Linked DNA regions of Homo sapiens: region 1 is linked to region 2. A link is a loop called in an ENCODE intact Hi-C map of the cell type or tissue named here. Cell type or tissue: Calu3. All regions are shown on one strand. Each heading gives the region's core, and the rest is flanking DNA. Links, peaks and the distances in the headings are about the cores only. Region 1 overlaps ATXN10 (ataxin 10). Region 2 overlaps ATXN10 (ataxin 10).

Region 1 (4,399 bases), core at 163-4,162, 110 kb after region 2:
ATCTCAAGAGAAGTCACCAATCACACAGCTCCATGCTGAGGCCCTCTTGCCTGCTACTGAGGAGCTCTTGCCACCCCCGATTCCTGCCTTTCCCCAGTGATGCAGGACAGGTAAGCCCCCAAATTGGGACTTAGCCTGGGAAGGTTCTTGGCTTTGCCCGGGAAATAATTCAAGGGTGAGCTGGTGGTGGTAAACAGCAACTTTGATTGAAGCAGCAGTGTATAGCAGCAGCAGAGGTGCTGCTCCTTGCAGAGCAGGGCTGCCCTATAGGCAGTGTGCCCAGAATAGCAGCTCAGAGACAGGTCTGCACTCATATTTATACCCACTTTTAACTATATGCGAATTAAGGGGCAGTTTATGCAGAAATTTCTAGGAAAAGGGTGGCAACTCTTAAGTCATCAGGTTGTTGCTGTGGAAAGGGGCGGTAACTTCTGGGTGTTGCCATGGCAATGGTAAACTGACATGACATATTGGTGGGTATGTCTTATAGAAAATGGCTTCCACCCCTGACCTACCTGTTTTAGTTAGTCCTCAATTTGGTCAGGTGTCTGAGCCCTGCCTCCTACCTCTCCAGGACATGGGCAGTAGCCTGGCTGGGCACTTTAAAAAGGACAGTTGTATCCAAGCCTTTGATTTTTTTCTGTCAATTTTAACATTTTCTGTCTCAGAAATATCTATTTCATCTAGATTTTCACATTTTTTTCATAAAATTGTTCATATTTTAATATTTTATCTAGGTTGTCTAAAACCTGTTTCTCCCTTTTAATTCTATTCTTTCTTAAAAAAAAAAAAAGGATGTCTCTTTTTTCCTTCCTCAGTCTTTCTGGAATTTTCCATTCTATTAATGTTTACAAATAACCAGCTTTTGGTTTTGGCTAATCTTCTCTGTAGTGTTGTTGTTCTAATTCACTGACTTTCTTGCCTGTCAGTTTATAAGAACAAAGATAAAAATGATAACAGGCTTTCCTTCAGAAATGATGCAAGACAGGAATCAATGGAATGACATCTTAAAAATACTAAAGGAAAACTGTTAATCTAGAATTATGTATCCAGCCAAAATATCCTTCAAAAATGAAGGTCAAAAAAAAGAAGGTAAAATGTCCTGTAAGAAATGTTAAATGAAGTTCAACAAGGTGAAAGTAAATGATAGCACATGGAAACCTGACCTATACAAATATATACAAAGGATCAGAATCCCTGGAAAAGTTAAATATATGGGTAAAAAGAAAAGATTTCTATTCTCACTTTTAATTTTCTTTGAAATGTAATTGGCTCTTTAAAGTAATCATAATGGCAGTATATTAGGGGATTTTTAATGTGTATATAGAAGAAAAATATATGAGAGTAATTGCCCAAAGATTAAACAGAGTATACAGTTACAACATTCTTATATTGTATGTGGGGTAGTATGGTATTATTTGTAGATAGACTGCAACAAGGTAAAGATGTATACTCTAAACTCCAGTGCAACCACTTTTAGAAAAAGAGAGAGACAGTTAACAAGCCAGTATTGGAGAAATAAGTGGAATATTTAAAAATGCTCAGTCTCAAAAGAGTCTGGAAAATAAGAACAAAGAATAGTGAAGACAAATAGAAAACAGATGGCAGAATGATAAACTCAATCATGTTGATAAATATATTAAATGTAAATGGCTTAAATATCCAACTAAAAGACTACTAGAATGGATTCTATTCTATTCTATTCTATTCTATTCTATTCTATTCTATTCTATTCTATTCTATTCTATTCTATTCTTTTTGAGATGAAGTCTCTCTATGTTGCCCAGGCTGGAGTGCAGTGGCGCGATCTCAGCTCACTGCAACCTCTGCCTACCAGGTTCAAGCAATTCTCCTGCCTCAGCCTCCCAAGTAGCTGAGATTACAGGTTCACCACCACACCCAGCTAATTTTTGTATTTTTAGTAGAGACGGTGTTTCGGGAAGTCAGGGACCCTGAACGGAGGGACTGGCTGAAGCCATGGCAGAAGAACATAAATTGTTAAGATTTCATGGACATTTATTAGTTCCCCAAATTAATACTTTTATAATGTCTTACACCTGTCTTTACTGCAGTCTCTGAACATAAATTGTGAAGATTTCATGGACATTTATCACTTCCCTAATCAACACTCTTATAATTTCCTATGCCTGTCTTGTCTTTAATATCTTAATCTCGTCATCTTCATAAGCTGAGGATGTATGTCACCTCAGGATCCCGTGATGATCACGTTATCTGCACAAATTGTTTGTAAAGCATGTGTGTTTGAACAATATGAAATTTGGGCACCTTGAAAAAGAACTGGGTAACAGCGATTTTCAAGGAACAAGGGAGATAACCATAAGGCCTGACTGCCTGCAGGGCCGGGCAGAACAGAGTCATATTTCTCTTCTTTCAGAAAGTGACTAGGAGAAATATCGCTGAATTCTTTTCTCAGCAAGGAATAACCCTGGGAAACGAATGCATTCCCAGGGGGAGGTCTCTAAAATGGCCGCTCAGGGAGTGTCTGTCTTATGCAGTTGTAGATAAGGGATGAAATACTCCCTGGTCTCCTGCAGCGCCCTCAGGCTTGCTAGGATTAGGAAATTCCAGCCTGGCGAATTCTAGTCAGACCGGTTGACTGCTCTCGAACCCTATTTCCTGTTAAGATGTTTATCAATGACAGTGTGTGCCCAGCAGGACATGGACCTTCATCAGTAATTCTAGTTTCGCCCTGGCCTTGTGATCTCACTCTGCCTCTCTGCCCTTGTGATATTTCATTGCCTTTGAAGCATGTGATCTCTGTGACCCACACCCTGTTTGTACACCCCTCCCCTTTTGAAACCCCTAATAAAAAGTTACTGCTTTTGTGGCTCAAGGGGCATCACGGAACCTGCCAACATGTGATATCGCTCCCAGAGACCCAGCTGTAAAATTTCTCTCCTTTGTACTCTTTCTCTTTATTTCTCAGACCGGCCGACACTTAAGGAAAATAGAAAAGAACCTACGTTGAAATATTGGGGGCTGGTTCCCCCGATAGATGGGGTTTCACCGTGTTGGTCAGACTGGTCTCGAACTCCTGACCTCAAATTATCCTCCCACCTTCCGCCTCCCAAAGCATTGAGATTACAGGCGTGAGCCACTGTGCCTGGCCTATACTGGATTTTGAAAGGCAAGACTCAATTATATGCTATGATAAGAAATATACTTTGAATATAAAGGTGAAGATACCTTAAGAGTGAAAGAATGATATACCATGTAAACACTTATAAGAAAGCTGGAGTGGCTATATTAATATTAGACAAAATAGACCTAAGGACAAAGAATTTCCCTAGATGTAAAAGAGTGATATTTCATAATGATTAAAGGGTCAGTTCATCAAGAAGACATAATAGCCTAAACATACATTGCTAATAGCAGAATTTCAAATAACTGAAACCAAAACTGACACCTGAAAGAAAAAATCGATCTGCAGTCATAATCGGAGATATCAGCGTTCTTATCTTTATAAATTACAGAACAAGCTGAAAGAAAAGCAGGAGGAATATGGAAAACTGGAATACCATCAGCCACCTTGATCAGGTGAAATTTAGTGAACACTGCACCAATAACAGCATGTATGTTCTTTCCAGTACACATAGAACATTCACCAAGACAGACCATATGCTGGGGCCATAACAGTGCTCAATAAATGTAGAAGAACTGAAAACATAGACTATATTCTGTCTCTACAGCAGAATTATAAGTTAAAACTATAAAATATCTCTAATATCCCAAGATATTTGAAAATTAAACAGTACACTTCTAAATAACCCACATGTCATAGACACAACCATATCGAAATTAGAAAATATTTTGAACTGAATAAAAATGAAAAATGGCATACCTAAATTGTAAGATGGGGATAAAGTAGTGTTTAGGAAATTTAAAATACATGAGAAAACAAGACAGATTTAAGATCAGTCATCTTAGTTTCCAACTTAAGAAGGTAATAAAACCAAGAGTAGATTAAACCAATGTAAGTAGAAGAAAAGAATTAACAAAGATAAGAATGGAAATCTTTGAAGTAGAAAATAAAATAGACATAGAGTGGAGAAAGTCCATGTAATCAGAAGCTGGATGCATATTTAAAAAGATTGATCAATCTTTCCAGATAAATCTGTCTACCTGTCAAGAAAATGACACAAAATATAAATGACCTCTATCAGCAGTGAAAGAGGAGACATCATTATAGATATTACAGACATTAAAAAGATAATAAGAGAATAGCATAAACAACTTGATGCCAAAAAATTTTGACAAAATAGATGATATGAACAGTTTTCTTGAAAGAAACAAAATAAAAACTGAATAAAGGATAAATATTTTTAAAAATTAAATGTGTAGTTTAAAATGTTTCTACAACAAAATCTCCAGGCACACA
Region 2 (4,399 bases), core at 320-4,319:
TTAATGGGAAAGGGAGGGTTGAGCTGATGCCTCACTTTCCCCTTTCTGTTGCTGACTCAAAGGGTACTGATTTCACTGCCTATGTCAGGCTTGATTCCTGGCTCTGAGCACAAGCTCTGTAAGTGCTTGGATTACATAGCAAGGCTGTGATGCAGTCAGGGGCCACTTTTGAGTGTGCAAACAGTCTCATCACTGTTTAAAACTTGAACAAATTCAATTAATGGGTGCCAATTCTGGGCCCTAGAGATACAGAAAAGAATAAGATAGTCTCCATTTTTCAAGGACTTAACAGTCTAGCCGGGGAGATAGGTTATATAAATCTTATCTGATGTGGACAAGTTATTCCAGTCTTATGAACAGATCTCCAGGGCTTCATAGAGGGAGTCTGTTTGTCTGGAAAAGTGGAGGAGTTTCTCCAGGTCTGAGTTTCCCAAAGGTTTGAAAGGAGATGCAGGCCAGGCGCAGTGGCTCACGCATGTAATCCCAACACTCTGGGAGGCCGAGGCGGGCAGATCACGAGGTCAGGAGACCGAGACCAGCCTGACCAAAATGGTGAAACCCTGTCTCTACTAAAATACAAAAAAATTAGCCGGGCGTGGTGGCATGCACCTGTAGTCCCAGCTACTCAGGAGGCTGAGGCAGAAGAATCACTTGAACCCAGGAGGTGGAGGTTGCAGTGAGCTGAGATCACGCTACTGCACTCCAGCCTGGGCAACAGAGCAAGACTCCATCTCAAAAAAAAAAAAAAAAAGGAGATGTAAGTTTCTCCCAGGCAGAGGATTGGGAGATTTGGAGAGGACTTTCTTCTGGTGGTGAGATATGTTTGAGCAAAGACAGAAGATTGGCGAAATCGGGGGTTTTCAGGAATCCATGGTTTACAACCTGGGGAGAGCATATGACAGTGATCACAGCTCCACATTATTTTTTCTTTATACTGCAAACGCGAATTATTGTGTGCCAAATAGATGCTGTCATGATTACTCTTTAGTCGCTATTAATAGTTATTTGGATTTCAGGAATGTTTTGGTTGGCCTTAGCTCAGTTAAATGCTTTTCATTTGGTTAAAATTATTATAAGGGCATGGTGCATATATAACAAATTACCATGTAGCATTGGGAATTATTCACAACATAGTTCATGAACTTAGTATTTATTCTATGGTCGGGAAATCATTTTTCCCATTTTCTTTAAGAATATTGCTTTTCTTCTGTCTTGTTTAGTCTGTACCATAGTTTGATTCCAAAGCTTTTGCTGTGCTAGATACCAATTTTGAGTAAAACAGATGTTACGATTGCAAGGAATGACTTCAGGGAAGACCATTCACGGGGGAAAGGTGGTTCCCATATAAGAGGCAGACGGCAAAGGATCAGGTGAAAGAAATAATTCTCGCTGCTTTCTTACAGCTGTAAATACACATTCTTAGTCATCTCAGTAGGAAAAGAGAGGCGTTATTGAAGCTTATTCAAGTTGCAGAGCTCTACTTTTACTTGACTATAGCATTAAATAATAAATGGCTTCAAAACTTCATGCAGATGGGGCAAATAGAGGTGATTAGTTTTGTTCTTTGTCCTAGAAATTGTGATCAGCCTTAGCATTCTTCATAGTGTTTTAAACTCCTGGTTATTTTCTTAGCTGATGAGTGTCTACAATATATTTGGTACTCCTTAAAGCTACCTTAAGAATGTTAGTGAATCGGCCAGGTGCAGTGGCTCACACCTGTAATCCCAGCACTTTGGGAGGCCGAGGTAGGCAGATCACGAGATCGGGAGTTCGAGACCAGCCTGGCTAATGGTGAAACCCTGTCTCTACTAAAAATACAAAAATTAGCCGGGCGTGGTGGCGTGTGCCTGTAGTCCCAGCTACTCGGGAGGCTGAGGCAGAAGAATTGCTTGAACCCAGGAGGCAGAGGTTGCAGTGAGCCAAGATTGCACCACTGCAACTCCAGCCTGGGCGACAGAGCAAAACTCCGTCTCAAAAAAAAGAGTGTTAGTGAGTATTCTTCCATTCTTCTTACGGCAATGCTGTCACTAAAAAATGGCTTATGTACTTGTTTCATACAGTTTATTGAGGCAAGATTAGTGCTGTACCCTTGAATTTTCATTTCTTAATTTGGTCACTCAGTTGCCGAGACACTGAGTCAAAGTTTCATTATTTACACTCAGGGCTGACTGGGGGAGACATAGACAAATTATTTTATGTGCAGTTTCCCAGTTTTTAATTAATTTATACTCTGCCTCTTTCAAAACCAAGTTTGAGATACCTTAAAAAATAAATACGAGAAAAAGATAAGGGGGGAAATTAGGGGTAGTGGAAAAGCCAGATAGAAAAAGTAAGGATTCATGTTGTTTGGGTCATAAATTTGACTCCAGACTTAAGAAAGGCCCCGACAGAGAGAAAACATAATAAATAATGTGAGTTCTATTGTCTGTTCGTAAGATAAAAACACACATCACTTGGTGTATAAGAAGCCATGGTACTGAAGTTCAAGGAAAGACGTGTTTCCTCTGCCCCCGGAAAAGGGGCTTCCATAGGTGTCTTCTGCGGCAACTGAGCAGCTCTGTAACCTGGGCAGCTCAGTGTCCAGAGTTCTGAATGAACATGTGGCTCCCTGCTGGTCTGGCTCAATCCAAGGGTGAAAGGTAGGGCACTGTGAATCTACAGCGAGAGCAGAAGGAGAAAATTCATATGGTCTGAATCATTTGGCATTTATAGAATCTCTTAAATTGTCCAATGTGGCAACTTTCCTTCTAACGTTAAAAGAGATTTGCTGTTTCTTTAGGGGATTTATGGAATGAGGAAGTTGGCTTGCATTTAGGTGCAATGTTGCACAAAAAATTCTTATCTTTAGAGCTCTGGAATGATAGCCAGTGCAGGCAGTACTCCTGGCATGAGAGGCACGCAGAGACTGAGATGCCCAGAGGGTACAACCACAGGTTCATCTTTCTCCCTGGGCATACATTCTTGGTGGAAGAACAGGCACACTTTACATTCTCCCCCTCTCCTTTCTCTCCCATCTATGTAGTTGACTGTAGAAGTTTGGTGTGTGTGTTGTCAGCCTCACTGTGTCTACAGAGTAGATAGTATCCTTGTCCTACAGGAATATTGTTTCTTATAACTGAACTTAGCTACATATTGGGTGACAGAGGACCAGAATATATTCTCTGTCTAGAACATTAAATAAAGATACTCTGTTCTGATTCAGGGTAGATCCATAAGCATGAGCAGTCACTGGAACTGGGATTTGGGTTGTCATGGGTAGTGGAAGTGCTCAGGCCAGAGTGCTTCACTTGGCCTTGTGTCTCTGCCAGTTACTGGCTGAGTGATTTGTGCAAGTTACTTACCATCTCTACTTCACTTACCTTATCTGTAAATGGAGAGGACAGTGTTGGCCTCATAAGGCTGTTGCAGAGACTGAGATAATACATGAGAAGTGACAAGAACAGTGTCTGGTGCATAGTAAGTGCTCAATATGTGTAGATCTTTTATTTGGTGTTGTAAATTAAGGAGCTAAAGCAGATAAACGTAGCGTACCTCCCCACAATAGTAGATAAAAGCAGTTTTCTGAATAGGACATTTGGAAATCATAATCTTTTTTTTCTGATTCGTGATAATTTTATCCTTTTTCAGAGAAACAGCACCCAGGACTATCTTCCAAAGAGTTCTGGATATCCTAAAGAAATCTTCTCATGCTGTTGAGCTTGCCTGCAGAGATCCATCCCAAGTGGAAAACCTGGCTTCCAGTCTGCAGTTAATAACAGAATGCTTCAGGTGTCTTCGCAATGCTTGCATAGAGTGTTCTGTGAACCAGAATTCAATCAGGTAGTTACACACGTACCTTGGATTCTGTTTCTTTGTATATGTGCATGCTGGTTCTGTCATTTGGTTTATCTGTTAGAAGTTGTTTTGGGCTGGGTAAGGTGGCTCATGCCTGTAATCCCAGCATTTTGGGAGGCTGAGGCAGGAGGATTGCTTGAGTCCAGGAGTTCAAGACCGGCCTGGGCAACATGGTGAGACCCTGTCTCTACAAAAAAAATACAAAAAATTAGCTGGACATGGTGGCGCACACCTGTAGTCCCAACTGCTCAGGAGACTGAGGTGGGAGGATTGCTTGGGCCAGGGAGAGGCAGAGGTTGCAGTAATCTGAGATGATGCCATTGCTGCAGGCTGGGCCACATTGTGAGACCCTGTCTCAGGGAAAAAAAAAAAAAAAAAGTTGTTCTGGCATGATAGTATCACCCACTGTTATTGCAGGATTGCCCTTTACATCTGCTGGGAGAGGCCCTCTACAGGCCTTGCCATTGGAGTCTCTCTGACTAGTGTATAAAATAATGGAGTGTGTTTAACATTAGGGGTTAGATTTCTTGTTTGTTTTTATCACATGTTTTGAGGTATTTGGTTC

Evidence for each region. Hi-C counts contacts between places; a loop is a spot of excess contacts. Peaks named below come from ENCODE experiments on the same cell type or tissue, not always from the same donor. Only the 100,000 strongest peaks of a DNase experiment are listed, where the experiment ranks them.
Region 1: it touches region 2 in a loop (2.7-fold over the local background); 2 of 110 quality-filtered maps call a loop at or near these places.

Annotation. Positions count from the first base shown.
Region 1 is chr22:45,793,669-45,798,067 of GRCh38, forward strand. The region is part of intron 9 of ATXN10 (ataxin 10); the gene reads left to right. It also overlaps the pseudogene TRNT1P2. Among named protein-coding and RNA genes, the nearest start is that of MIR4762, 35 kb to the left of the region's middle. In Calu3, for the core only: no CTCF peak of the experiment used is centred there; a DNase peak (open chromatin) is centred at 2,593.
Region 2 is chr22:45,686,085-45,690,483 of GRCh38, forward strand. It overlaps ATXN10 (ataxin 10), which reads left to right. Exons shown (of 12, transcript NM_013236.4): 2 at 3,628-3,819. Among named protein-coding and RNA genes, the nearest start is that of ATXN10, 16 kb to the left of the region's middle. In Calu3, for the core only: no CTCF peak of the experiment used is centred there; DNase peaks (open chromatin) are centred at 2,627 and 2,907.